Linked DNA regions of Homo sapiens: region 1 is linked to region 2. A link is an interaction called in ENCODE POLR2A ChIA-PET data of the cell type or tissue named here. Cell type or tissue: MCF 10A. All regions are shown on one strand. Each heading gives the region's core, and the rest is flanking DNA. Links, peaks and the distances in the headings are about the cores only.

Evidence for each region. ChIA-PET counts read pairs that join two places held together with the same protein. Peaks named below come from ENCODE experiments on the same cell type or tissue, not always from the same donor. Only the 100,000 strongest peaks of a DNase experiment are listed, where the experiment ranks them.
Region 1: POLR2A ChIA-PET joins it to region 2 with 5 read pairs; 2 of 35 experiments call an interaction of 5 or more read pairs at or near these places.

The regions. Positions count from the first base shown.
Region 1 is chr11:128,358,987-128,374,425 of GRCh38, forward strand. It overlaps LOC124902788 (a long non-coding RNA gene), which reads right to left and starts at 15,028. Exons shown (of 2, transcript XR_007062947.1): 1 at 14,817-15,028; 2 at 13,973-14,687. RefSeq lists an enhancer at 8,738-8,827. In MCF 10A, for the core only: no CTCF peak of the experiment used is centred there; a DNase peak (open chromatin) is centred at 6,325.
Region 2 is chr11:128,567,075-128,582,513 of GRCh38, forward strand. ETS1 (ETS proto-oncogene 1, transcription factor) reads right to left here. Exons shown (of 10, transcript NM_001143820.2): 2 at 5,988-6,070. The coding sequence starts at 6,056. All of the region lies in intron 2 of LOC105369565 (a long non-coding RNA gene), which reads left to right. Among named protein-coding and RNA genes, the nearest start is that of ETS1, 13 kb to the right of the region's middle. RefSeq lists enhancers at 9,119-9,619, 15,323-15,439. In MCF 10A, for the core only: no CTCF peak of the experiment used is centred there; no DNase peak of the experiment used is centred there.

The sequences.
Region 1 (15,439 bases), core at 3,998-7,997, 210 kb before region 2:
AAAGCTGGGACTGTCTGCCCGCTGTGCACCTTGCCAGCTGCCTTTTCTTCCCTGCTCCCGCGTGAAGCCTCAATAAAGCAGGTCTGCTTGAGGGACCACCCTGCAGCTTACCTGTACTTTTATGACTTCCCCACACAGCTCTCATGCCCTTCCCACCCAGAAAATTCCTGCATTTCTGTCGAAATCTGGCATCTCCCTTGAAAATTATTCCCTGATCACCACCTACCACCAGAAGAGATCATTTCTGAGCAGCCTTTCTCCCATAAGACCTTGTACTTCTACTAACATGGAACCGCTCCTTCAACAGATATTTACTGAGCTCCACCTTGCAGGTCCTGTGATTGGTTTTTGGCAGTCTGTCTCTTCTCCATCAGGATGGACAGCCTGAAAGCAGAACCCATACCTTTTGTCTGAGAATAGTGCATACATAAGCCCTCTGCCTAGTAAGTATTAGGCATTCAGTAGGTGCCTGGTCAATTGATGATATACTATGACTTACTTTTTGAAGGAGCTGAGAGACATGAATTGGCAGAGAGAAGACCTGAATTGATATCAAGGGAATTAGACTCCATGAGCAAGATAGAACTAAATTTGATTAAATGGGTCTCTTTCAACATCGTAATGCCATTCCAGAGTGGAAGTCTCCACTTTAGGACAGCTAATCTCTGGTTTCTAAGTTTCCCTAAGGGATCGCAGACAGGAATATAATCTGTTCCACAGGCCCTGTCCTCTTTCCCCTTTTGGCCTCTGATTCTTAGCATTGCAGAAATATTACTCACAGAAATAAACTGACCTTTTGAAAAGTAACCGAAATCATGCATTCCAGCTGAGGACAATGAACTTGATGTTTAAAAAAGTATAAGCTTCTGTGCCAACATAATGAACTTGTTGGCTACTACTATGTTCTTTCAATTTTGGAATAAACATAAATGTGACCCTCAAACACTTGTTTTAATAAAATCATTTAGTGTGTGTGTTTTTTCTTCCTACCTTAGCCAAATGTTATTGAAAGTCCAGTGGGGTGGTTAAACCCTACCTTATCTCCTTAACAGTCACGAAGATCATAGAATTTTTGTTTCAGAACCATGACCACCCCCTGCCCAATGACTTGTGTAATCCAAGATAGATCTGAAGGTGATTGCACATGATACAGATTTAATTCTATGAACATAAGTGTAGAAGTGAAAACACAAAGCCCTTTGAGTTAGATTTATCCTTTCATCATTGATAGTAACAACCTTGGATATTCGCACAGTACCTGACAGTTTACTAAAATGTACTTATTGTTGTCATATTTAATCCTTCCAAAAAAGTAGGAAGGTGTTTTATTATTATTATCATTGCCTATATCTTATGGATGCAGAAACTCAAGTTTGGAAACATTACATGATTTGCCAAAGGCCAAATGTAAAACAGGTTTTAGAAACCTGCGAGGTGTGGAGGAAAGTGTACAGGCTCCAGCCAGACAAAACCTAGTTTGATTTTTGGTTCCTCCACTTATAGCTTTATGATCCTTGACCTAAACAGCGATTACAACAAAATGTATCTCATGCTCACTGTGCCCAGGTCAATGTTCTAAGCACTTAGCTTGTCTTATATTATTTAATCTTCATAAGAGCCTATGAAATAAGTTCCATCATTATTCCCACTGACAGCTGAAGAACCTGAGACACAAAGGGATGGGAAACTTGTCTGGAATCTTCTAACTGATCAGTGGAAAAAACAGAATTAGAACCCATGTAATTTGACATCAGAGCCCAGGCTCCTAAGCACTAGGAAACCCCGTCTCCCTAAGTCAGTTTGCTTCTCTCAGTCACAATATTCTCATTGGTAAAAGGGAGGTAAATGGTGCCTACCTTGCACAATTGTTATTAAAAGTAGAAATAATATCCATCAAGTACCTAGCAAAATTCTTAGTAGGGCACTCTCACCAAATTTTCAGATTTCTCTAACCCACGTGAGATTTTCCATGATATGCTAGGCCAGGATTTTTATTCTGAACCCATTTTGGAGTCCATAAATGAGCTTCAGAGACAATACAACCCTCCTGAAATGGCATCGGTAGGTCTATCTCTGTCTCTGTCTCTATCTCTTTCTAGCTGTGTGTGTTTGTGTGTGTATGTGTGTGTGTGCGCGCATGCATGCACTCATTTTTCTGGGGACACTGTCTCTAGCTTTCATCAGATTCACAAAAATGTCCATGTCTCCCAAAGAAACATTAGCACTACTGTTGGATAATCTTGAAATAAGTCATATACTCTCCAACTCTATTTTTTCATGTATAAAATCATTTAAATATTTTATCCAATCAACATCCTCAGCAGAAATGTGTTTGCCAATTCAACTTACTGTTAATCAAGTTTTAAGCTCATGTTATAAGAAGATCTATTTCGTTTCTTGGATGGGTATAATTGAGTTTGAAGATCTGAGGAAAGAAATGTTTCCTATATCTTGGCCTTCCTCCCTATCAGCTGGCTGTGTTTGGGGCTGAGAAGAAGTCTGCATCAGCACATGTGAGTGTGTGTGTTTACATGGGCCCCAGGGGAAGTGATGACTGTGAGGCAGGCTGTATGCCTGTCCTGAAATGTCTGCCCTCCTCTTATCAGAAACCAATGTGCGTGTTTATTCTATTCCCTCATTAATCTCCTCCCAGCAAACCACAGACTGCCACAAGCAGCTTGATGTCTCAGCACACTTGGCAGCCAGGCAGGTCACTAATGAGTCCTCAGCACCCTGGCCTTGTTTGTTGCTCCCCAGCCCACCAGGAACTGGACTCTGCTGGGCTGATGAGAAGTGGGCGGAAGGGAGTGTACTGGCCCCACAACCAAGGTGCGCACAGGGATGGACAGCCCCAGAGAGTCCCAATCCTCACACCGTCAAAGGACAGCAGACACAACTGATGCCAGTTTATATGAGGTTGACATGAAGTTCAAACCAGCCCACTGCTATTTTTAGTGGAGAGGTTGGCGGTGTGATTGCAGAGGGCCTTATTTAATAAATCACCTACTCCCGGGATTCGAGAATAAACAAACGCTATGAGCAGTGTGAAGCTGCCATCACCCCTCCTGCTCTGCATTTGCTTTCTCACCTTTGCTCGTCTTCTATTTCTGTTTTTCTGTTCCCACTTCTGTACTTCCTTCAGCTGGCTCTTTGAGAAACACAGCTGAGCTTAATGCATTCATTAAGTGGAACTAAATATTCCCGAAAAAAATTGAGTTATGACAACTTTTTGAATAAATATTTCATGGTCCTTAAAAGATTCTAGGGATGTCTCTATAAACCACCTTCCAAACCCTCTTGCTTAAAGGGCTCTTGCCTCATTAGGGCACTGGCATTTCAATGTTGTATGCATTTTAACATTTAAATTAAAATTGTTCTAATTTAATAGCTTCATTCACCACAGCCTCTTATGTTATTATAATCACCTGTAAGTTATGCAATGGTGATAAATGGCATAAAGCTTTAAAGGTTTCAGATAATCATACCTATTTTATTCTCTCTCTCTCTCTCTCTCACCTCCTGAGCTCAAGCAATCCTCCCTCCTCAGCCTCCTAAGTATCTGGGACTACAAGCATGTGCCACCCTACCTAGCTAATTTTTTAAATGTTTTTGTAGAGATGGGGTCTCATTATGTTTCCCAAGCTCATCTCAAACTCCTGGGCTCAAGCAGTCCTCTCCCCTGGGCCTCCCAAAGTCCTGGGATTACAGGTATGAGTTACTGTTCCCAGCTCCTATTTTCTAATCTCCTCCCACACATTCCCCAATCTTTCATAATCTAGGTTCTGCTCCCATCACTGATGGAAACTGCTTACTTAAAAGTGACCTGAGAGCTTCCAAATGCCTCTCCCCTCTCACACCTCTTCCTGCTCACCTGCGGACCCCCATCAGAGGGACCACTTCTACCATGTGACAGCACCCCCCTTACTTTCTGTCACCCAGCCCAGCACTGGTTGCCTTCCACTTATTTAGACTTTTCTATCAGCCCATGTTGCCGAGACTTTCATCTGAATCTTCCCCTTATGTGCAATCCTTATGTTCAGCTTTGGTTTATTCACTTACCTAATAGTGTTATTATTAAGTGCCCATGAATGCCAAAGCCACTTCCAACAACATATCAAACTGATTATCTGAAAACCTTCCAATTACAAAATACCTAGAAAACTCAGTAATTATATAAGAAGTAGTTTAAATAAGGGGGAAAAAACACAACAAGAAACATGAAAGTAGGAGGAAAATTTTTTAAAAGATAGTATGCAGGGTATCAAACAATCCCATCTTTTCTCAAGCAAAATCCAAACCCATATTTTTGACCACCTACTATACAGTCTCTTTTGACTACGCTATAAAAGGCTTAAGCTCAAAGTGGTGAGAAATGAGCTAAATATCTTTCTTCAAAATGTTTCTTCACATTTGTTCCCAGGCTAAGTACACAGAAACATAAATCTTCTGTTCATACATTCCCAGAATTTCTAAGTCATCTTTTACCTACCCTCTCTTTGGTCCTGCTGTAACCTGGAATCCAGTGTACCTGGGAAGAGTCCTGGTACCTATGAGTCTATCTGGTTACTTCCTATTCATTTTCTCCATTTCCTAAGTCCCCGTGGCTAGACTTCCTTACCTTGTGCATTCTCTAAATCCTCTCCTGAGACCAAAATCCTTCTCTAAGAAGCTGGTGTCCTGACACTGTCTAGTTTTTACCAAACCCTTCCGTGAGATCTTCTGTGCCATAACAGCATTACCTCAATGACATTACTGTTATTTGGGGCATCACACTTGACTAAATATATCCTCTGTCACACTGAACCTATAGCCAGATTCCTAGCTTACAGCCCTTAGCTTAAATATTGATCCTGGCAAATTTAGCAACTTGAAAGTCTGCTGTCAACATGCCCTTTGCTCTGTCCTGGAGGAGAATATTTCTTTCATATAGGGATACACCTTGAACCTGAACTAGACAATTACTGGGATGCTGGTATTTCAGGACATATATCTGGGTGCGTAACTGGTGTATTTGAACTTTGCCTACCAGAAGTTTATTTGCATGAGGATCTCATGAGCATCTTGGGAGAAAACACTTCTCAAGAGAAGAAAGAGTTAGGCAGGCCAAGAAATAAAGTCTCAGTCACTGAAAAGAAGGAATAACTCTGAGTTTGATGTGGTATTAGTACATTGGATATCCCTCCAAGTCCAGCAAACCATGGAGTCCTCTATGTGAGCTTTACAAAAATGGTGAGTCGGCTATAAGGCCTGAAATGGAGAAGCATTAATTAGAGGCTATTGGTGCTGTGATAATTACCAGACTGAATTCCTGGCTGCCACTTGTGCATGCAAGAGTGAAAAGGCAGCTCAGGCCTGGGGCCAGTGAGAGGATTAACTGGGGGAAAAGCCACTCATTCTCACAACAATCCAATGCCCCAGAGCCCATGGGATGAAAACTGTGACTTAAAATTCAGCATAGAACACAGAATAAAAAAGATCAGAAGGGCATGAGATGAAGGAAGAACCGGGAAGAAGCAACAGGCACAAGAGTAGTTTCAGGACATAGAATTGGTACAAGTATCTCAGCTCCAAGGAGCTCACACCTCCTCTCTTTTCACCCAGTAGATTTACATTTCACTACGACTTGCCAGCATCACAGTCTCATGCTCCTCTCCATTTCTGCAGCAAGGTAGCTTATGAGCAAGAAGCTGTGGCAGCAAGTGCTGGGGCAGAAGGTCGTGCTGTGACAAACTAGTTTAACCACCCCCTCCCCATACACCCCCAACCACTTTCAACATAGCCTGGTTCAGCCACTGAGGCTTGCTTAATTATAATTAACTCTCCTCATCTGCCTTACATGTCTTCCTTTTCCCCTTTCCTTTATCTTTATTTTTAAGCCATGGTCAAATGCTTGTTTTTCAAAGTCTCTCTCCCTCCTACATGTTAAACAAGGTTAAACAAGAGGCAGGATGTGAAGTGCGCATTCTCATATCTCCTAAGATGACTCTTGAAAAATCAAGTATGACTCTTGAAAAATCAATATTGCCATGAAAACTGTCAGGATTCCCTGCTCCAAATAATGAATAAATGAAATGACTGGTCTAAAGATCAGCAACAAATTGGAGACAGAACAGAGGTGACTCTAAATATGTAATTTATCCCCTTAAACAAAAGGAAATTGATCTCTTATTGAATTATATCCACTTGATACTGACAAAGTAACTTACTGTGTATTTAACATAGTAGAAATGCTAGATCAATAACAGATGGAGTCATATTGTGGCTTCTGGTCATAACTCCAGAGCATGAATGGACCCATATGTTTCTAAGCACCCTGGACAGTTCCTTTGCTCTCATCAGCTCTACCACTTGCATCTTCTCATTGGGATAACTGCGTCATATTATCGCTACATGGGTTTTAAAATCCTGTGTCAGAAATCGTATTAACTGTCATTGGGCTCAAACTCCTTTATTGAGAGGTGAAGAAATTAGGACCCAGAGGGGTATTACATTGTTCAAGGTCACTATCTAGTGCAGGAAAAAAATTTCAAGTCTCCTAAGTCTGATTCTGAAAGTCCTTTCTACAACATACCGAGGTTTCCTAGCTTCCTCCTAATAATTATTTTTTAAAATAAGAGAAGCCAAGAAGCTTATCAGACTTTCAAGATATTTATTTGCCAGAGTTAACTTTCTCTCCTCTCTCACCCTTCGTAATCAGAAACCGTGATCCAGAAGGAACATGTATCATTCTTTCCATGTTTTCCATGCCTAGATGAGGTTTAAACTCTATCTTATCTACTTATATATTTGCGTTTTTTAATATTTCTGTAGATAGTTGGGACATAAAGATGTCAGAAAACCAGTATTTCCAAGTAACGTGCCTCACATACAGGAAATGGGAGCTTACATTCCCTTTAAGACATTATCATAGATGTACAAAAATATGATTGATTCAAAGTATTCTTAACATAATAATACATCTTTGAACGGTAATTGTGCCTTGATTTCCAGCACATATTTCTATCAATAACTTCATTTTAAAATCACTAGGGCCTTCTGTTGTTGTTGCTTCTGAAAGCTGATACTAGAAGTGATGTACTCCAAGAAGCCCCTTTGAAAACTTTGTTATGTAATATTACTTACAACAATCCATCCTTTCCTTTCTGCATTACCACTGTATTGCCGATTTTCCTTCTGCGTCAGTTTTTGTTTATAAACATTAACGCATCACATTTTAGGCTCTGCTAAGGTGAAATGCTGTCAAAATAAATATACTTTTTCAAAACTCATTTCCATTTCCTCTCTTCCCCAATTTCCTATTGCAATAAAGCTCTTCTTCTTTTTTGTTAATGTCCTTGATTTTGACATTGTTTTTCCTAACAGGCTTCGAAAATACCATCTTTACCAATGTGATTATTCTAGAACACATCTATTCTCAATTCTTATATTCTTACATATCTTTTTCCTAGCCCTGCCTTTCATCCTTTTTGGCCAACTAAAGAAGTCCTCCCACCACCCAACTTTTCACGTCATCTGTAACACTAAAACTATTTCAAGTTTTAACCGCTGCTAGAAAGAGGATTTTAACAACCCATGATTTGCCACAGCCATACATTTTATTTGTATACCATCCTGTCCTTTATCTAGAACTAGACTGTCTATCATTTCTTCCTTCAATATGGTGTGGTCATATTGCCAACAATACACATTTTGAGCATCAACCTTACTTAAGGACACAAAAGCTATGAAACATGTTGTATACCACTGAAAGCTACAGGCAGTATGTGATTCAGATGATGGATGCTCCATAATGGATAAAAGGTTCAGAGAAATTCTTCCGGGTCAGATCAAGCTGGAAATGGCAGTGAAGAAAGGGGAGAACATAGCCCATTGGAAAGGAAGAGGAAAATTGTTCCACAGGTTATGCCTTGATTTAATAATTGGTTGTATAATATTGGTAGATATGTAAACATAATTCAATTAAAAAAGACTTCCAAAAAATCTTTCTAAAAGACAAAAATATCATCTATTTATATGCACTGAAGCAAAAATTAAAAAACTTCTTTATATTAGCCGGAGGCGGTGGTGCATGTTGTGAGCCCAGCTACTCAGGAGGCTTAGGCTGGAGAATCATTTGAGCCCAGGAGTTCAAGGCCAGCCTGAGCAATAGTAAGACCCTCATCTCAAAAAATAAATTAATTAAAATAAAGATAGAGATAACTTTATATTAATTTTCTGAATATTAAAAACATAAGCAAAGTAATATATACTTGGCATATATTTATATACTTTAATCAGTTTATTAGTCATAGCTGCCTCTAAAACTGTGTCAGGAGTATTTTTTTGAAGAATATATATTTTATTAAGTTAGTACTGTTATTTTTCAGTTTTTCCTTAAAGTTTTCTACAATCTGCTTAAAAGCTGAATTTTCATTTCATCAACTTGTAATTACTGGCATTATCAATTCTTCTTTTAGCCCATTTTACTTTTTATTGAGAAAACACTGTAAGTGCTTAGGGGAATTAAGAACAAATTCTGCTAAAGAGGGGATATTCTTAATTCTAATTTTTTTACAAGGAAATATGTAAGCATTTCAGCTCAAAGATTCTTAAAGTTTCTGCTTTTGGATTCCAACCAAATTATTTTATTTTATTTTATTTTACTTTTTTACAAGATCTGGCTCTATCACCCAGGCTGGAGTGAAGGAGTGCAATCTAGTCTCAATGCAACCTCTGCCTCCCAGGCTGAAACCACCCTCTCGCCTCAGCTTCCCGAGTAGCTAGGATGACAGGCACGCACCACCACCCCCGGATAATTTTTGTTTTTGTTTTTGTTCTCACTTTCGTTTTCGTTTTGGTAGAGACGAGGGTTTTGCCATGTTACCCAGGCTGGTCTCGTAAGCTCAAGCGATCAGCCTGTCTCGGCCTCCCAAAGTGCTGGGACTACAGGTGGGAGCCAATGCACCCAGCCCAAATTACTTTATTTGACAAATGTTTTATAGGCTCAAACCTTTCAAATAACATATCTCTATTTATAATTTTTCAATGTCTCACAGAATGTAAATGCTGTAAAATTATAAGTCATCTCAACTTAATTCCATTCTTTTAGAGAATATAAGTGCATCTAATTAAAAATAAAAGTTCCATTTAAAAAATCTTCCCCCAAATAGGTATATTTCAAATTTCCATTGAATTTCAGAATTAGAGCTTCTATTTGAGCTCTCAGTCTCATTTGACCAGGTAAGCCCCTGCATTTGTATTCAAAGTCAGTTCCTCTTCTGTATTTTTTATTTTCAAGATATTTCTGCTTGCAAATTTTGTTTTTAGTAATTGCAGTTTTCTAAAATCTTCAAAAGGTAAAGTTTTGTTGTATGCAAATCATTTAAAGTTATGGTAAAATTTAAAAACTTAGCCAGGCATGGTGTCATATACCTGTAGTCCCAGATGCTCAGGAGGCTGAGTCAGGAAGACTGCTTGAGTCCAGGAGTTCAAGGCTGCAGTGAACTTTGATTAAACCAACACACTCCAACCTGGGCCACAAAAGTAGACCCTCTCTCAAAAAAAAAATTTTTTTAATTAAAGAAAGATTCCCAAATGACTTGGACCAAAACACAATTAAATTTCAGAGAACTTATTTATAAAAAACCATGTAATAACTTTATAAGACATTCAGGTCAATTAATATAAAATTTAAACATTTGTAAAATTGATGGCAGGTAGAAAAGGACATCTTTTTATTTATATTTTTTTATATTTAAAATTTATAACAAAAAATTTAAATTTACCTATTAGCTCTAATGCTCTAAGGCATTCATTATATGTATCAAAAACTTTTCTTGTGCACATGAGAATAGTATTCCTTATATACCATCTTGGCAGAATTGAGAAAATATCTCTCAAATAACATTTTTGTCTTCTGTCATTCAGATAAGAAACTTGGTAGAATATACTAATATAAAATTGGCAACATGTAACTGCTAGTGAATATTTTATTCTCTACATGGGGCCAACACAATAGTTGCTATTACTTTGGTTTTTGTATTATGCCTGCAGAAAAACTTGGAATTAAAAACAAAAAGAAATTAAATTGGAAGAACAGCCATTTAAAACCATACATGAAAAGTCAAGCTTCAAGCATTATACGTAAAAAGCACCTTCTAGAACTACAGATACTAAATTATTGTCTTCAGGTACCATCTTCTTAAAATAACTACTAATTTTCTAGGAGATGCTGATGCCACTTCAGCAGATTTGTGTGTTCTTGTTTCTATGTGGTCAGTGAGAGCACCACAGCCTCCGGGGTAGATGGTGCCCCTGGACAAATACTTGGTGCAAGTTACAGAGTCATCACCAACTTTCTTGAGAATGAAAACTTAGTACTTAAACTGTTATTAAACAGGCATTTTGATTATTTTTTAACTTATTTCTGTCAAAAGGGTTTATTGCAAAAATAAAAAAGTATTACAAAGCAATGAAATAGTGGCTATAGATCTATACCATACAATAAGTAGCAAAAATACCATAGCAAAATCATGCACACGACTCACTCCATTCTCTATACGCTGTAGAGTGTACAGGACTGCTTGGCTTCTATATCATGTCCGTCTAATAGAATTTCCCACCCTTGCGGTCGATCCTGCTGACTGGAAGCCTGACAGCCTCACACGTCTCTCAGGCCATGTCACAACTGGCTAGTGAAGCAAGGGTCCATGAGCACAGCAACTTCCAGAGCTTCTCCCAGCTCCACTCACGGCCAGAAAGAATTAGCTACCCCACACTGCTCGTATCTAAACACGCTTTATTATATCATTGAGCATCTGGCATTCCTCCCTTGAAATGGAAGCATTAATTAGCTGTATCCAGAAAGAGGGCCTTAACTACATGTCAAGCTGAGACCTCCTTTCACTATGTGTGAGTCTCATATAGACTAGAAGAGCTCACAGCAGAACCCTTGGGTACAAAGTGGAGGTCTCCCAAACTCAACCCAACAATGTGGTCCTATCAGTTTAGTGCAACCATTAATACTAATGCTTTGTTAGAGAATAAAAAATCCAGAGCTAATGCTAAACTAGCTAGGATGCCGAGCAAAAGGCAAAACCTGGAGACTGTTGAAACTGAGACATATATCACTCCTACTGTATTAGTCCATTTTCACATTGCTGATAAAGACACTCTCGAGACTGGGTAATTTATAAAGAAAAAGAAGTTTAATGGACTTACAGTTCCATGTGGCTGGGGAGGCCTCACAATCATGGCAGGAGGTGAAAGTCACATCTTACATGGTACCAGACAAGAGAGAATGAGAACCACGCAAAAAAAGCAATCCCTTATAAAAACCATGGATCTCATGTGACTTATTCACTACCACAAGAACAGTATGGGGGAAACCACTCCCATGATTCAATTACCTCCCACTGGGTACCTCCCACAACACATGGGAATTATGGGAGCTACAATTCAAGATGAGGTTTGGGTGGGGACACAGAAAAACCATATCACCTACCATAAGCAAACCACAAAAATACATTTTAAACAAAAATTTTCTTAAAATATTTAAATTTCTACATTATAATGTTCAGTAAAGATCATGGTTTTTCTACATAGTTTCTCTACTTTAAAAAATGTCTCTGCTCAGATGAGACTTTGTGTATTCCAGATGGCTTTACAAAACATTAGGTTAAACCGAATGAAGTTGCCCTCTTTGTCATTCAGAAACAGTTGAGTATCACCAAGTTTGTACTGATAATCCTAATATTTAAAACAACCTATAGTTCAGAAGATATGTTGTTGAAACTGAAGAGTAAAAAGAGTTTCGGAGAAACAATAAGAGGACAACATTAAGAAAATATGCACATCCCGAAGAGAATTAGAATGTGGAACATCAAGAGTCATAAAAGTTATACAAAGGTCTTTGCTTTAATTATGTTCCTAAAAATTTATAAAATGTGTTTTGAGCAATGCTTACCCTGAAATATTCTTAAGGGGGTATGAGTTCAAAAACAAAAAAGAAACCAGAGGTTCATAGAGGATACCAGTAATTTGTCTGGCACTTTGCAAAGTGAGAAAGAGAATTGAAAACTGAATGGGACTGATTAGACAAGAAAAGAAAGAAAAGCAAGAACAGATTCTCGGGGAAGAGTGGGCCTTGCCCTGAGGTGTACCAGTCACGCACTTAAAACCCTTTAACATCAAAACCCTGTTTAGCACATGCTAACGCCCAGCTGGAGACAATTTTCAATTCTCCCCTTAATTTTTCTCAGCTGCTGAACTTGTAAGACCCCCCCCCACCCCAACTACATAACGCTCATGTCATGGTTGAAGCTGTCTCACTCTATGCCATAGCATGGGATTTACTGCACTGGTGAGTTACGAGGGAAACTGTCTTATTTTAATTTGGGATGAAAGGGTAGCATGGGGGATTGGGGGACAACTGTACTGGTCTTAGACCTATGATCCACCACAGCTTTGTTACAAACTAGTTGTGTCAACAGACAGTCACTGCTTTTTTCTAGATTCCACAGATAAAGGGGGAGCTTGAACCATTAAACTCCTAGGTGATCTAGAAGTTTTCCTTAAATTAGAATATTTTCCTTAATTTAGAATAATGCAAAATTAGCTGACTGCTACTGTTTCAATATTTGTGTTCTTAGGTGGCTCCCAGAGAAGGGAAAAAAAGAGTGAAGTCCCAGGAATCTTTAATTAACATGGAAAAAGTTACAAGATCAACAGAGACAGAGCAGGGCAAAGTAGAGGTTGGGGGAAGTGGGAATGAATATGTATACTTTCAAACTATTTCTTACCAAACCTGCCTCTGGGAGCCGTGCAAAAGGAACATCATTTAAAGAGTTTATTTTTGCTTCTTGCTGAGATCTGTGTGACTGAAATTCAGCCTTGTTTTTTTTTTATCCTCCTGCTGTTTTTCTGTTAGTTCAGAACTGAGCATTTGAGAGATATTTTGACTCTGAAAAAAAAAATAAACTGCAGGGTAAAGTTCTATGTCTGGACATTTTTCTTATAAAATTTCTGGGGGGTTACATATTTGAGAGACTTCAAAGCATATGTTGTTAATCACTCTTTTGGCATTTCATTAACATTTACAATTCTGACATATTAAATCTAAATGAAATCCTTATTGGAGACATTTAATATATAGTTCAATATGCTATGAGTAGAATAAAATGTCCAAAAGGAGAGAGGAAATGAATTTCCATGTGTGTCTTTCAGGGTAGCATTTTTTTCTTGAAGGATATCCTCCAGAAACTAGAGGATGCCATCGTTAGCTGTTTGCTACCACACCGATAATTCACCTGGTAGTGAATAAAGCTGTTTTAATTACAGATCCTACATGGACCGTAAAATGATAGTCCAATTTTCATTTTTTAGACAGGGAGACTGAAACATTAAGGATATGGGATTCACCAAAGGTCACATGGTGCTTAGTGACATAGTCACGCCTTCCAGCTCTGGCTCTCATATGTATCAGAACATAACATAACCCATCTTATCCCATAGATTAGATGATACTCACTCATGGAAATTTCATTGTCAGTCTTCCATCCCACATTTGCTATATGGCCTTAGGATCCTTACAGCCTAATTTTTCTATTAAGTTGGAGGTTTTCACCTTCTTGTTGAAAGTTGGAAATTTAGAGCAAATAAGTTAGTTCATAGTAAGAATATATTAGAGATATTCAAGCAGGAGGGGCCAGGGAAAGTAGATTTAAGAGAAATTACTCCATCTCTTTTCCTTTAAGTATTTTTTTCTCTGGGAATTTTTCCACTGTTCCTCCAAAGATCAGAACATTGAGAAATATTAAGACCTGATGTTAGCAAAAGTCTGTTAGCATTAATTAACCCAGCTTGGTTTTCACTAGGGTGCCTATAGTGTTTTAGCTTCTATTTCAAAACTCAAAATAGTCTGAAACCCAAAGTTAGTTTTTAGTAAATGAGTCACTGAAATTCCTTTGAAAATAAAACCTGATATAGACTGATATATTTATTTATAGTTTTTATTTATCCTACAAAGTATGAATATTCAACAAATATTGATGCATTTATTTAAAAGGTGTGTCTTCAGACCCTGCTGGGGTGATAATGTAGTGGTAGAGGCATTATATTACATTTCTAAGATTCAGAAAATCTCAAATTACAAGACACATCTGGCAATTTGGGATTTTGAATAAGCAAATGTAGACTTGTATTATATGAAAGTTGTGTGCTTTCAGAGCCTTGGAAAAATTCAATGCATGATTTGTGGCACTCAAATGAGATGATGTAACTCAACTTTAAGTCTTGCAGCTAGGCACTGGGCCTATTTTGAGTGGCAGTGTCTCTTATACGTACAGAGCATATTCTGTACCATACCAAAAGAAATCACATTGACTTTCTCAGAGATCATTTCAGGGAAATTCTTGACTTTCTCAGAGGACATTTCAGGGAAATTATTTCCAAGAACTGAAAAGCACCATAGCCTAGATCCAGAAACAATTCTTGTGCTCTGAGTACACACATAAAAACTCATGAGTTGATGGAACTCAGCAAATGCAGCAGTTAGCAATACGCTAGTGAAAATTTTCCCAAATAATGTTTCACTGTCTTGAGGTGGAGAAAAAGGCTGCAATCAAAAATGTTTGAGAGCCGCTTTCATACTGTGTCCTGCTCTTGGAAACTGACCATGCACATTCGCCTATTACATGCTCTGGAAAATCCTGCAAAAACAATAACACAAAAAAACCTGTTTAGCTCATTGTGACCACAAAACTCATCATTTCTGAAAATACCCCATAATGTCTCAAGGTTGATTAACATTTCCATGAAACAAACACTGAGAAAGTTACCTGCTGCCCATTGAACACTGCTAGCAGCTCTGGGTCTCTGGCATTCCCGAATTGGATGACAGACAGAGAACAGCAACCAAGAAACCAGCTCAAGTAGGAAAGATGACAGGCACTCGAATGGGGAAGATTAGTCGGGAAAATAGATGACTTGGAACTTCCTGATTCAATCACTGATTACTGCCTTCAAATGTTTCAATTAATATCTTAAGAGGTTCCTCCTGTAACCAGAGGAATAAAACAAGGTCCTTCAGATAACATTTTCCGACTGGCATATTTTAGCTGAACACAGTTTTTTAAATTGTGTTAAAATACACACAACATAAAATTGCCTATCTTAGCCACGTTTAAATGTACAGTTCAGTCACATTATGTATATTCACATTGTGCAACCATCACCACCATCCATATCCAGAACTTTTTCATCCTCCGAAACTGAAACTCTGAGACCATTAACAATAACTCTCCATTCCCCACTTCCCTTAACCCTGGAAGCTACCAGTCTACTTTCTGTTTCTATGAATTTGATTATTCCAGGTACCTCACATAATTGAAACTGGACAAAAATATTTTACTTTTTGTTACAGGTTTATTTCACTTAATATAATGTCCTCAAGGTTCATCCA
Region 2 (15,439 bases), core at 6,313-10,312:
AAAAGGTTTTGTGACAGGGAGCTGCTCTGAGGGCCGTGGTTAATTTGGAGCTCTTTTTCTGCAATGCACTTAGCTAAGCCTCATGGCAGGACTACCCTCTATGCTGGTACCAACTAGAGATTCAGCTGACCCCCCAGGTACCCATGTCCCACTGGAACTGCACAGGAGGGACGGAGGCCAATGCCCAGAGCTGGCAATGACTGACAGCCTCCCTGGGGTCCCTCCCAAGGTGACATCCAGCATGAACTCAGGCTTATTTCCAGTGCCCTGTTCATTCAGTGCTCGTACGTCTGCAATACCCTTGATTTCACAATATTTTATTCTGTATAGTGAAAGAAATTAAGTGTCTAATAAATGGGATCCAATTTATACAACATTGAAGGCTTTCATGGCATAAATTCACAAGTCAAAAAACAGTCTTTTGTTGGACAGTTTCTGAACCCCTGTTTTCATTGAAACAACATAGGGACCATGTTTTAAGAGAATCACATTTGATTTAGGGAGAGTGAAAGAGTGGCAAGTTTTTTGTTTTTTGGGTTTTGTTTTTGTTTTTGTTTTTGTTTTTGTTTTTGTTTTGAGACAGAGTCTCACTCTGTTGCTCAGGCTGGAGTGCAGTGGCATGCTCTTGCCTCACTGCAACCTCTGCCTCCTGGGTTCAAGCGATTCTCCTGTCTCAGCCTCCTGCATAGCTGGAATTACAGGCGTCCAATACCACACCCGGCTAATTTTTTGTATTTTTAGTAGAGACGGGGTTTTATCATGTTGGCCAGGCTGGTCTCGAACTCCTGACCTCAGGTAATCCACCTGTCTCGGCCTCCTAAAGTGCTGGGATTACAGGTGTGAACCACCGCGGCCAGCCAAGAGTGAGGAGTTTTTAATACAGTTACTTCACCCTCAAATTACCAGGAATGTCCCTTAAGCCCAGAGTCTTATCATAGGAAATTCTGGCACTTGGGGATATGTAGTTAGCCTCTTGGGCATAGGTGCCTTCCCTGAGGTGGAGCACAGTGGGCCACTCCTGCCCGAGCATGTTGTTCTATCTCCCAAAGTCTGTGGCTCTGGGAGGAGGTGAGTGGGCAGTTCCTTTCCTCTGTACAGCCCAAGGTGTTTCCTAAAGCCCGCATGGCCAAAGGGGTCACTAGTCCCCCAGGAACTCCTCCGCACATCCTCCTTGCCGGTGAGACATCCCAGGCTGGGCCATGTTTAGTCAAAACTGAGAGCAGCCCAGCCCGCTCATTCCCGCCACTCTCAGCTGGGCCAGCACAGTGCTGTGAAGGGGAGAATGACGCATGAGAGGACAAAAGTACTGGGCTTGCAAGGGACTTCCAGGCTCACAGCGGGCTTGGGCTTGCAGAGGCAGCATAACAGGAAGGAGCACTTCCTCCCCATGGATGAAAGGGTCCCTGACACACAGCCCATAGAAGTACCTGGAAAGGTCATCCCTCCCACACAATGACCAGACAACTTCCCAAAGTGTTGCTTCTCCACCTCCCCACTGTGACACCACCTCATTCATTATGGCCTCCTGAAGGGCTGACCTTACGCATGGGGAAACCATGAGTCCTGCTTTTGAGAAACTGACGCTGAGGCAGAGAATGTGAATTCTGTGCAAAACCATGATTACCTGAGGCTGGCATGGATTTTAACCACTGTGGCTCCCATGGTTTCCAGGCATTCTTCCGCAGCAAATGACCAGATAACGTTAATGTGACCTCTAATTTACAAGCAAGGACTCCGAGACTTAGCTATCTTCAGGCGCAGAAAATACTGACATCCTATTTTCGAAGAGATTGTTTCTTGGCCAACTAATGCAGCATGCTAAGTAAGAGCCCCTCGGAGCAGGAACACAGTCTTACTTTCTTTTGTTAGATTTCCCTTTCTAAAGCAATAATTTACTAGTAACCAAGACCTGCTTAGAGCAGTCTGTACACACAGTCCCATTCTGCTTTCAAGTTTGATCTGTGGCTACTCTAGACCAGGTTTCTCAACGTCAGCACTATCAGAATTTGGGGATGGATAATTGTTTGTCATAGGAGGCTGTCTGGTGTACTAAAAGATGTTCAGTTACATCCCTGGCTTCTACTCTGATGCCAGGAGCACCTCCTAAATTTTAACAATGAGACACATCTCCAGGCATTGCCAAATATCCCTTTGGGGGACAAAAGCACCCCCTACTGAAAACCCCAATACTCTCATGGTTTTCTTTTCACTCTGAATTTACCATACATGGGACAGAGTTTCTTCTTTTTTTTTTTTTTTTTTTTTTTTGGTGTGTCAGACTAACTAAATCAGAGACTAGGGCACCAGGTAGGAGGACTTGGATTATTGGATTAAGCACCACGGGTTGAGCTCTGGACAGGGAGGCTCCAACAGAACCGAGAAGACTCTGGTTGCCTGGGGCTCTGACTTTCTTATCTAGGAAAGTTAATGAAGCTATGCTTACCCCTCCAGGGTATCTTAGATTGCAACTGAATGTGAGGTTTGTTTGCTGGTGTCTCTAGTGCCAATGTCCTAAGGTTATATTTTGTAGACAATTTACAGATTCTCTGTTTATCACAGCCCAGTCTAAAGTTAGAGGTTATGGTTTGAGTTGGTTTACTAAACTTGAGTTTATACCAATAAGTGTTATTTACTTCTTAATTTTTATTAGAGAAAGAGTATGTGAAAAAATTAAAGGGCTTCTTTGCTTGCTCTGGAAGGTTGCCTAAATCGTTTCAGGGACAGAGAAACTGAGGCCCAGAGAGAAGTTAGGAGTGAAAGTGCAAGAACAATAATTCAGCAGCTCTTTTGTACAACCTTCTGCTTTTACCCAAGCAACTTTGAACTTTTTAGTGAAAAGGATCTCACATGTTAATGTTTTTCAGATAAGGCTGTCATGGGTGGGAGTAAACGGATTATTTGGTTTGAAACCAATGGAAGCCATTCAAAATTTATTTAAAATATCCAGGGTGTTCAATTGCAGGGAGGTGTCTTTAGTTGAAATTATGCACTTAGAGTTATTTGGTTTGGGATTTTTTTATTCTCCCACAATTTTGAGATACCCTGCCTAGGATGACATTATATTATATCTGCAACTTTTATACTTATAATAGGCTTTTTATCTCAGTGTCTAAACTAAGTACATATTTGTGTGACATTTCTTTCTTTCTTTCTTTTTCTTTTCCTTTTTTTTTTTTTTTTAGATGGAGTCTTGCTCTGTCACCCAGGCTGGAGTGTGCAATGGCACAATTTCAGCTCACTGCAACCTCCACCTCCTGGGTTCAAGCGATTCTCATGCCACAGCCTCCTGAGTAGCTGGGATTACAAGGCATGTGCCACCACACCTGGCTAATTTTTTTTGTATTTTTAGCAGAGACTGGGTTTCATCATGTTGGCCAGGCTGGTCTCAAACTCCTGACCTCAACTGATCCGCCCGCCTCAGCCTCCCAAAGTGCCAGGATTACAGGTGTGAGCCACTGAGCCCAGCCATGGCATTTCATTCTTAGCCAAAATATTAATCTGTTTTAATTTGATTATAGTACCTGTAAATAGAATTAACATGGACTGGCTTTTAAATCTTATTTTTCAAGTCAATGACACATTTTGCTCTGAAATCACAATATCATTATTTATTTTAACAAATTTCTACAATATCGTCTTTAAGGAAATTTTAATGTCATTTGTGTTAACTTTAAATAATGACCTCTATGTGAGGAAAAGGAGGAGGAGCCCTTTTCTGGCAACTTCTTCAGCCCTCGATATGATCTTAAACTGCAAGTCCTTTGGCAATCGCTACTAAGCAAACTCGAGTGACTCCTTGCCTGGACTTGTCGTGTAGTGGAGTGTTGGGGAGTGGGCAGTTTAAACATATTTCTGATATATATTATCGTCTAAACCTTTTTCTGATTCTAATTTTTTGTAAAAGTAAACGGTGCTTACATGAACACAGAAGCCATTTTAAAAAGAAGAAAAATGTGGTAAAAACAGCTACTGAAGAGAGATGTCTCAATCATCCTTAAAATGTGTCTTTTCCCTTGAACAGAATAGCTACTGAGAGTTTTTGGTTTTTTTTAATGCTAAAAAAAGAACTTCAGGCTGGGCGCGGTGGCTCACGCTTGTAATCCCAGCACTTTGGGAGGCCGAGGCGGGCGGATCACGAGGTCAGGAGATCGAGACCACGGTGAAACCCTGTCTCTACTAAAAATATAAAAAATTAGCCAGGCGTGGTGGCGGGCGCCTGTAGTCCCAGCTACTCTGAGAGGCTGAGGCAGGAGAATGGCGTGAACCCGGGAGGCTGAGCTTGCAGGGAGCTAAGATCGCACCACAGCACTCCAGCCTGGGTGACAGAGCGAGACTCCGTCCAGCCTGGGCGACAGAGCGAGACTCCGTCCAGCCTGGGCGACAGAGCGAGACTCCGTCCAGCCTGGGCGACAGAGCAAGACTCCGTCAAAAAAAAAAAAAAAAAAAAAAAAAAAAAAAAAAAAAAAAAACTTCAAACAATTCAGGTCTTTTAATATACAATTACAGTGAGAGGTCACAGTTAACTGTGTCATACTTAACTTTAATCAGTGTTAAAAACTATACAGAATCTCTGGCAAGACAGTCAAAGACAAGTCAGAAATGCGTTCTTGTTTATTGGTGTTAATTCAGATCCATAAATGTACTGGGAAAAGTTAATAATAATAATAATATAATAAACTTATTTGCGACTGGGCTCAGTGCTTCACGCCTGTAATCCCAGCACTTTGGGAGGCAGAGGTGGATGGATCACCCGAGGTCAGGAGTTTGAGACCAGCCTGGCCAACATGGTGAAACTCTGTCTCTACTAAAAATACAAAAAATTAGTTGGGCGTGGTGGTGGGCACCTGTAATCCCAGCCACTCGGGAGGCTGAGGCAGGAGAATCGCTTGAACACGGGAGGCACAGGTTGCAGTGAGCAGAGATCAAACCACTGCACTCCAGCCTGGGCAACAGAGCGAGACCATCTCAAAGAAAGATCACTTGAGGTCATGAGTTCGAGACCAGCCTGGCCAACATGGTGAAACCCCTTCTCTACTAAAAATACAAAAATTAGCCAGGCGTGGTGGTGCAGGTCTGTAATCCCAGCTACTTGGGAGGCTAAGGCAGGAGAATTGCTTGAACCCAGAAGATAGAGGTTGGAGTGAGCCAAGATTGTGCCACTGCACTCCAGCCTGAGTGACAGAAAAAAAAAAAAGAAAAAGAAAAAAATAAATAAAATAAACTTATCTGTCCGTATTTCACTGTAAGAAAAAAAAAATTCAACATTTATGATGGCTATCTTTGAATAAAAACGTAACAGAATTTAGAAAGAATAATTAATGACACAGCTGCTGATATTAGTGTCTTTTAATACTGGAACTGATCAATATCAACATTATAAGATCCTCACGCAATACATTTTTGAGAAATTTGTCAAAGCATTTCTATTGATCAGCATATAGCTTGGGCAAGGATCTTCTCACCTATGGACAAAAAACTTCATCCAGTCCTATTTTAAAGTTTCTTTGTCCCCTCTTATTCTAGGATTTATGAAATTTTTCCATAAACTTATTGTCATATTCCATTTTCACTTTTAAAGTCTGTGATTAGAAAACTTGCATTATTGGCTTTTTATGTCTGAGGCCAAAAGTAAGTTCAATTATAATATGTATAGGAATAAGGTACCTCAATATGTAAAAAATCATCAAATGAACTGGGCAGTGAAAATCAACTGGCTTTAACTGTTCATCATATTTGAGTCATTTCTCTCAAACTCAAACATACTAAAACTTCTTCAGCAAATCCATCAGTATTTGGTTTTCTTTTATATGCTGATAAAATCATAGATAATCTTACAATTGACATCCTCCAAAAGATTCAAAGCTGATTCGAACCTTGGAGTTCAGGTTCCTGGCTTCTCTGTCTACTGGGGGTCAGGATACAGGAAGCACAAGGAGGAGGGGAGAAGATTGTGTGGGCAAAGGGGCAGGGAAGGGGCCACCACTCACCACCACTGCAGGACGAGGCGCTGAGTAAGGGACGGGGCTGCTCCCAGCAGAATCCACAAAGTAGCTCATTCTGCTCTCAGCACCTGTGTGAGAGAAGGCGTTGGCTGAGCCTCTGGATGCTCACAGGTTTGTGGATTAGAATACACAAGGAAGACACGAACCTTAGAACTAAAAGTCTCCTTAGGAGCCAACCAGTTCACTTCTTTGCATGGCAGGGAAAGCAATGGAAATTCAGAAAGATCAGTGACTAACCCCCAGCACCGGTAAGAGCAGACCTCAGACAGAACCAGTTCCCTGGTTGCAAGGTAACATGGATAACAGACCATGTCTACACACTGCAGACAGCAAGCAGTAAACCAGTGCACAAGAGGCACATTTTTGTAGGGTTTCTGAGCAGGAACCAGTTCTTGTGTGTCTCCCCCACCCACAACCAGGCCTGGCAGATAAGTAGGCATACAATACACAGTTGGGGTGTAAATTAATTGATAAAGGAATAAACATAGAAAGGATTGGAGAAAGGAAGGATGGAAAAAGCTCTCCTGAAGAGGTATGTCACCCAGTAACCCAAGAAACAGATAAACAGAGAGAAACCCTGCAAAAGGGATTGAGCATTATTGATCTTGAAAAAAGGAGAAGGGCTATTAAATAACTTGTTGAGAGCTATTTTCTACATTGGAAGTCTGAGTGTCTAGAATGCTTGAGCAATTTTCTGGCTGAAGGGATTTTCCAGTTAGCTACTGGTCATCATTACATATCGAACATCTCTGTTGACCTAAATACTTTCGAAAGTTCATTACACACTTTCATAAACTTAATACTATGCATTTAAAAAGTCGTTCTTGAATAATCTCGAAGATTAAATTCCTAGGCATACCAATCAGAGGCCAAATTCTTATTGTTAGGAAGTGACGCTTTAACTTCACTGCTTTCCAGTTTGTATTTGTCTGCCCTTTTCCTTAATTCTACATTTAAAGCAACTGATACATTTCAAGAAAAATCAAGTAATAAGAAATGTCTTATGTTCAATTTGCAGTTTGGTTCACCATCTTGATCCCTTTTTTCATATGAAATGTATTTAAATGTTTAAATGATATAGTTAAACAGGCTTGGCAATATAAAACTATACTGCCTAAGGGCTACAACAACAAAGCTACTAATATCATATGGTTAAGGGATGTAAGCTACAAACCTCCTGAAGTCATAACTTATCCTAGAACTATACTTTGTGTTTTTAACTAAAACTTTGCCTTTTTCTTATGTCTTTTCTTCCAGATGTAGAATGCAGTCAAAATAACATTAGTTTTAAAAAATTAACTAAGGGTCTGAATAGCTAGACTATGTTAATCAAGATTTTGTCCTTTAGTTTTTTAGGAAATTGATCTCCACTACAGCAAAACCACCCCAGGAAGAGCTCCTCATTGGTGAAGATGAATGGTAGGAAAAGCTCAAAGTACCCTAGGCCAGGGACATTGTTAACATCTGCGTCAGGGGTCACTACTCAGTGTTTGTTTCCAAGAACAGTGAGTACCTATGATGGGTCTGACTCTGTACCAGGCACTGAGCATGAAATAAGAGTAAGATGCATGTCACGTGGTTTAGATATGCCTGTCCTGACCATACACTGTGAGGATCATCTCACTGAGCTCCATGGCTCCTTTCCCACCAAAGTGTTCCTCGTTTTTACTCTTAGAATCAAGTTTTAAAGTCCTGATGAATCATCATCAAACCATATATCCCACTTCAAAGTTTTTGATCTACTTTGAGATCTTTGGTTGAGACATAAAAGTTAACAACATTGATTGTGTCATATGATAATGGCTTAACCACAATCAAATTCCCTAGGGAAATGTTGATCATCCCTCCAGGGTCCTGCAGGGCAACTAATACCTTCTAGAAATGAATACTTTTTGGAATTCCCCCCAGTGATGTGGGAATGCTGTTTCATGTAAACATTCAACCCTCTGATTTCCTCCAAAAAAAGCCCCAAGGATCTCCTGAGTCCTCACAGACCTCAGTTACAGTAGTCTCCCCTTACCCAAATAGGATTTGTTCCAAAACCCTCCAGTGGAGGCCTGAAACCTCAGATAGTACAGAACCCCATACATACTATGTGTTTTCCTATACATACACACCTATGATAAAGTTTAACTTATACATTAGACGCAGTAAGAGATTAACAACAATAACTAATACATGACTAGAACAATTATAACAATATACTGTGATAAAAGTTATTGAATGTGGTTTCTCTCTCTCTCTCTCTCTCAAAATATCTTACTGTACTGTACTCACCTATTTTCAGACCTTGGTTGACGGAGAGTAACTGAAACCTCGGAAGGCAAAACCACAGTTAAGGGAGTACGATTGTATTTATCCAACAATCATGTAATAGGCGTCCTTTGTTAGTGGCTTGTTTATTCATTTGGTAAATAATCACTATGCACCACTATGTGCCAGACACGGTCCTGGGCACTTGAAACACACCAGTAAACAAGGATTCCTGACCTCACGGCCCTTAGATTCTATCAGACTCAGGAAAAATCTGAGAAAGACAGGATCTCTATCTTCAGGCAGTGGAATCGACAGGCTCACACATAACTATAGCATAATGTGATAAGTAGTTGGCCAACAATATGGAAAAAGAAATAGGAAGCAGTCAGTTCTGCTGGGTGCAGGGAATAGGAAATTGTGAAAGATTGCATAGAGCAAGGTGTAACCACATGGCCCTATAAATCATCCCTAGAGTCCCACAAGTGGCAAAGGACCTTCACCTTTCAAATGCCTATTTTACTTACGTATTTCTAAGAGAAAGGACTTTTGGAATTGGCAGCCACATCCTGAAGCCCACCTCAAAGATACCAAGGGTTTCTGTCTGCTGGCCAGACAACACTCCCCCTCATAGCAACACTCCTGGAAAAGGGGTCAGTGGAAATATGTTTTCTCTTCTCATTGACAGAGTGAGAGAAGAAAGCTCTGGCCCAACATCTGGTGCACTCTGTGCTGGACTGTATTCTTGAAGCTATGACTGTATGAATGACACTTCCCTTGGGGAAAAGCCCTTTGCCCAGAGAGGAAACTGACAAGAGGGAGTTGCCAGGGCTCTCAAGGGCTCTCGTCTCAGGAAATAACTCTTGGACAGAAATGGATTGCTGCTTTATTATTTTTTTGGAGAAAGAAAAAAAGAACCCGCCCTTTTTCCACTTGTAGATTGTGACACAGAACAGCTGCTAGAGACGTAAACCTTCTCAGAAGAAGTAAATGAAGTGTTTAGGTAGTTTTTTTAGTAGCGTTTGTTTTTTCTTTTCTTTTTTGGCTTTTTGGCAAAAGAGAATTCCCTCCCACAAGACAACTGCTTGAACATCAGCTGCACCAACTTTTTTCTTAGCATTGCACACGTTTATTGCATAAATACAAGCAATTGTGGCATCTGAAGATTTACTCCCCAGCGAAGAAGCATCCATGAGACCTGTTTGGGTGCAAAAATGATTTGGACGCTGGGTAACAGAGGGTCTTGCAGAGCTGAGTTTATTTTTCTTGAAAAGGACCTGCGCCACCTGAGCCGCAGGATAAGTGGGTCAGAAAGGAGGCTGCCCTGCTCTGGACTGTGGCTTGCTGTGCCCCCCCATGCTCCCTCCCACCTCTCCAGCCCCCTCTCGCCGTGACCCCTGCACCCTCCACTGCAACATGGAACTCTGTTGTTTTCTTAGGCACGCGTTGCCAGGTCTCACTCCCCTGCCCTTCTCATGTTACCCCCTCTGCTAGGAATGCCCATCCACCCTCAAGATGAGTGAACCCTGCCTCCTCAGGGTTTTAGGCTCAGCTCAGAGGTTATTGCAGCCTGGAATCCTTCCTGAGCCACGCTTCACCCCAGCCAGGGTTAGCGGCTCCTTGTTTATGTTCCCAAAGTGTATTTCTATCACGGTGCTTATCACATTGTTTTATTACCATCTGCTTCTGTTTGTCTCTCCAGCTAAATTCTCATCTACTTGAAGGCAGGCACCATGCCTTTTTCATTTTTGTCTTCAGCACTTAAGACAGACCATGGGGCATAATGGAAACTCATTGTTTTTTTAAATCAGTGAATGAGTAAATGAATGAATTGGTCTCACAAGACTAAAAATGTAAGAGGTAGATCAGATGTGAATATATTTGTTCCTCAAAATAGAGAATCTGAATAGATTGCAGGTCTAGATAAAGAACCACTTGAAATAATCAGTTTGTTTCATGATCCATTTCTAAGGGAAAACCGTTTCCTTCTATTCACATAGCTATTTAATGCCCCCTCATCTAAGAAGGCTTTTCCCATCACCGCATATGAATAGCAGCGCCTTTCTCCGTACTCTGACACCTAGGTGTTTGTTCGTTGTCTTCTCCAAAGTCCACTCTGTTAGAATTTAAGCTCCCCAAGGGGGAGATTTAGTTCATTTATTCACTCCAGATCCCTGGATCCTAGGCCAGTATTGGAAAGTAGCTGGCACATAGATAACTGTTAAATACAATAGTGTAAGTTAGAAAACTTGTACACACTTTTTCAGTGTAAACCCCTCTTTTTACAAATGAGGAGAAAGACTAAGGCGATGCTGCTAATTGGCCAAGCTGAGACCAGACTCCTGGTCTTCAGCCTCCTCCTGTGCTTAGAGAAGATGCTTCTCTAGACCTTTGTTACCCAGCGTCCAAATCATTTTTGCACCCAAACAGGTCTCATGGATGCTGCTTAGCTGGGGAGTAAATCTTCAGATGCCACAGTTGCTTTGCATTTATGCAATAAACGTGTGCAATGCTAAGAAAAAAATTGGTGCAGCTGATGTTCAAGCAGTTGTCACGTGGGAGGGAATTCTCTTCTGCCAAAAAGCCAAAAAAAAAAAAAAGAGAGAGAGAGAGAAGATGCTTCTCTAAGCACCCTCATCACCCTGGATGGCGAGGACAGAAACAAGCATGAGATGGAGAAGACAAAAAAGTCAACACTTTGGCTTATGTGGGTGTCTCATGTCCAAAAAATCACTTTAAAACTATGGTTCTGCTTGATTCTAGAGAGTTCTATTCTTCATAGAGCGAGTGACCACTTCTCCAACTTCCCACCCTCCCCAAACTGGCAACCCGGCCAGGACCTGTAGGCTCTCACTTCCTTTCACCCAAAGCTTGCCAGGGCAGGGCAGGGCAGGTTGAGAGACACAGAATAAAGGAAAAATTAGGGAGGAGAGGGACTGTTCAGGCCAAGGCAGCAGAAGAACAAGAAATCCCAAAGAGACCAGGCTTGAATCAAGGCTGAATCCAGTTCACATCAACTCTGACCCTGCTTGGCTGTATTTCTAGATAACTTTGACATCAGTTAAGCCTTTTTCATTTGGGGTTATGTATTCCTAAAAGAAAAACTACGCTTTTAGGTAAATACCAAGTAAATTACACTTTAATTTTTTTCTTTTGAAAACAAAATTCTTTTGAAATCAGCAGTTTTTGCCAAACTAATACAATGTTACCGCAAAAATTAAAATACAAAAAAGTAACAGATGGATATTAGAATCACCTGAAACCTCACCATGTAGAGATAATTATACTAATAATTTGTTCAATATTCTTCTGGGTATTTTTTAATCTATCTAAACGAACATAGATGTCACACACACACACGTGATTACAATTTTACCTTCATGAGATTATTCTCCACATGTTCTTTTGTAACCTGCTTTGTTCACTGACATTTAACATAATGCTATGGACATTTTTCTCTGTTGATAAATGTGGCTGTCTATCCTAAAGATGATGACTGCCAAGTATTCTATTGTATGTATATATCATACTTTTAAAGAGCCTCTTATTATCGTATAATTAATTTGTCCCCAATTCTTTGTCATTATAAAAATTCCTAAAATATTTTACATTCCCACTAAATGCCGAAAAAGAGCATTTTGGGGACAAAGAAAATATGCATTCCATATTTGAATACATATTGACTAACTGCATTCTATAATAGACCAGCCAAAATTAGACTCCCACTGACAAAGGCATCATGTTTTAAATTTCAACTTGCCCTCTCGTCTTCATGTTAGCTTCATAGGCAATGAATTATGGTTAAAACATATCCTGGGTATGAAGATGGCACATGGGGAATTCAAAAGCACAATAAAGCTGTGGCAGAAAATGTAGATTTCTCCCCACCACCCCTCACCCCAGCCTTTCCTCTTTGAAAACAATGCAAAATTTGAATAGATTTCCAATGAGCATTTATCCTAATGTCAATAATTTAGGATTCCTATCAATTCAAACAAAAAGCATGTCCTTTTGGCTTGGAATACAGGAGACAAAGAATTTGGCTTCCAGGGCTGGGCTCGGTGGCTCACGCCTGTAATTCCAGCAATTTGAGAGGCCGAGGCAGGCGGACCACCCAAGGTCAGGAGTTCAAGAGCAGCCTGACAAACATAGTGAAATTCCATCTCTACTAAAAATACAAAATTAGCCAGGTGTGGTGGTACATGCCTGTAATCCCAGCTACTTGGGAGGCTGAGGCAGAAGAATCGCTTGAGCCTGGGAGGCAGAGGTTGCAGTGAGCCGAGATCTCGCCATTACACTCCCACCCGGCAACAAGAGCAAAACTCCATTGAAAAAAAAAAAAAAAAAAGAATTTGGTGTCCAAAACAACTAACCATGTAAAAAAAACTTGCTCCAAACAACAGCACTTTTGCCAAACTAAAGGCAACACCTGGGCTACCAAGGCAACATCTTTAATCTACAATGTATAGAGTTTTAATTTCTTTTTTCTGAATACTATAGAAATGTATTTTTGAAGACTCAGAGTATCTCCTCTTTCAGGAAGCTTTCCCCTCCCCCCTACCCTCTTTGGCAATTGCATGGACCTCCTTGATGCCCCTCCATGGGATTTACTGTAACGGTGTAACAAAGTTCATGACACTTCCTGTATCTATGCCTGTTTCTGCTCCTGAATGATGAGTAACTTGAGAGTAAGGATGGTGTCTTTTCAGATGACACATAGTAGCCATGCAACAAGTGTCTGTTTACTAAATGAGGGAAAGTACCTAAAGTACTTGAAACAGAGTTGGTGTGTACAATCCTTGTGCGTCCTGAGCTTATCCAAGAGAGTAAGTTATCGTTTGGACATTAAAAAAAAAAAAAAAAAAAAAAAAAATCCCTGTGATGAAGTGTGTCCTTGTGTGACCCTGAGGTTAGGCTTCTCAAGAGTTAACTACAAGCAAGATGGCACTTTTCTCTAAACTATAGGATGTACCAGATTGATGAGTTCATCTATACTCCTTCAGTGTGTTCTTTCTGATTCTCATGAGTAGCCCACGTGTATTTCCCAAATCATTTGAGTAGATGTCTTCCCTGACCTGTCACTGTAACAAAAGCTCCCAAATCCAATTCTCTAAGAACTCAGGTTTAAGATCCATCATATCTAGGAAAGCTGAACATTCCTTACTCCCCATGGAAACTTTGTGGTTACAACGCATAGAAAAGAAAAAGGATTAGAAGAACTGAAGATGGTTTTTCTGTCTCACTACTAAATCTACAAGAACCTCATTTGCTTGACTAAGTAATCCAACATTACAGTAGTAGTGAATATTCCTTCTTATTTTAAGTAGCCAGCACTGACAAATGAAGGCTGTGTTCCAAATTATGGGCTACTGTCTTCTGTGTCTTAAGCTAAGTGCATTTATTCTTTCACTAAGGTTACAGAGCAGCAACTCACAGTACAATTAACATCTCAGTCTTTGTTTCTTCACAACTTCACTATAATTATTCCGCCAACCCTTGCTTAAATGGAAATGAGTCATATCCATCTCCTATTTCTCTAAAAATAAACCCATCTCCTAATTAAGCATAACACTTTCAAGTCCTGTATGAATTGACATAGCTCAACGAATCCTTCTTAGAATATTAAAATGAACTCATGTCATTATAATTTTAAAGAGTATATTGTTTTACCCTTCCTTGAGGAGTAACTCGCTACTATCTCCTGAAAAAGAGAAAGACTAGAAGATGTTTTACTCTGGTATACCATAGCAGTTAAGAAATAAGGAATGCTTCATAGATTATTTTATGCATTTCCTTCTCAGTGGAAACAAATCCCTCACCATACAGTACTGAAATGGCATTGTCAACAATGGACAGAAAGGTCTTGCTTCTCCTAGGCATCAAGGAAATACATTAAAACCTGCCGACTCTTAGGTCTAGGAATCTAACTAAGAAAATGCCAATTCTAGTCTCTGAAACCTTTGAAATACTAACAATCTACACTTTCTAGTCAATCATACTTCTGTCAGAACATCTTCCTGAAGATCAAAGGTAATATTCAATACACTGCCTTACCATAAAAGTGGCCATAGCCTGTGTACAAATGCTATGCCTCAAATCCTGTATTTTACCATGAAATTCAACAAATGATCACACTTGGCCTTAGGATGTACTCCTGAGCCAGAAGCATGGTAAGTACTCATAAATAACTGAATAAATAAATAAGGATTGTGTTTTACTTCGAACCTCAAAACAAAAAAAGAATAAGCTGGAGGAATAATGTAGAGTACTCTTTGCTTTCCAAGAATGGTCGTAATAGAGGCCATGGAATAAGAGATTGTTTTCCAAGTCAAATGCAAAGAAGGGCCACGAGATTAAAAACGTCAACTCTAATCCAATGAATGCTGCCAATGAAACCTCTGAAGAGACTAGCATTTTAAAGAATTACATTACAGACTCTTAGCCTGTGAAGCATGTCAGACATAATCTAGAGTTTAGACTTGGCTCTGGCTCTAAAGGAATTCTCAACAAAACTGAGAGGCACCATAAATAGAAAGAGATATTACAAGAACAATGAGAGGGGACTGGATAGTTGCAATAATGCCCCTTTAAAATTGAACTAAAAGATACCAGCTGCCTTAGATCTCTCAAATCCAGCAAGCAACTTCTTGGACTATGTCTGATTGTGATTTTCATGGTGGAGTTTCATTTGTTTTATTACCCGAAATGTAAGGTTCCAATTTCTCAGTATAATGCTAAACAGCTTGCTAGCATTCTTATATAAAGAGGGATTGTGCAATTCCAGTGAATTTTGGAGTTGGAAAAAATTCATCAATCTTCTCATTTATTTCAATGAACTGAGTCCTAAGAGGTTACGTGTTTAGCAGTGATCAAGAACCCTGGAGTTACATACTATGGGTGAACGTAGAACTGCTTGCTGCGTGTATGGCCATGAGCAAATTTCTTAACCTCACAATCAGTTTCCTCAACTATAAAATGCAGGTAATAATATCAACACTTTCAGGATTATAGAGGAGGATCATACAAAACACAAATACTTAGCAGCATGCTGTATAAATAGTAAAAATGGTCAATAAATAATAATTGTTATTATTGCTATTTTATCAGTAGTGCCTGGCAATTAGTAAGCATTAGTAAATGCTTACTAATGTCACTAATTAGTAACACTACTGTTTTATATTAAT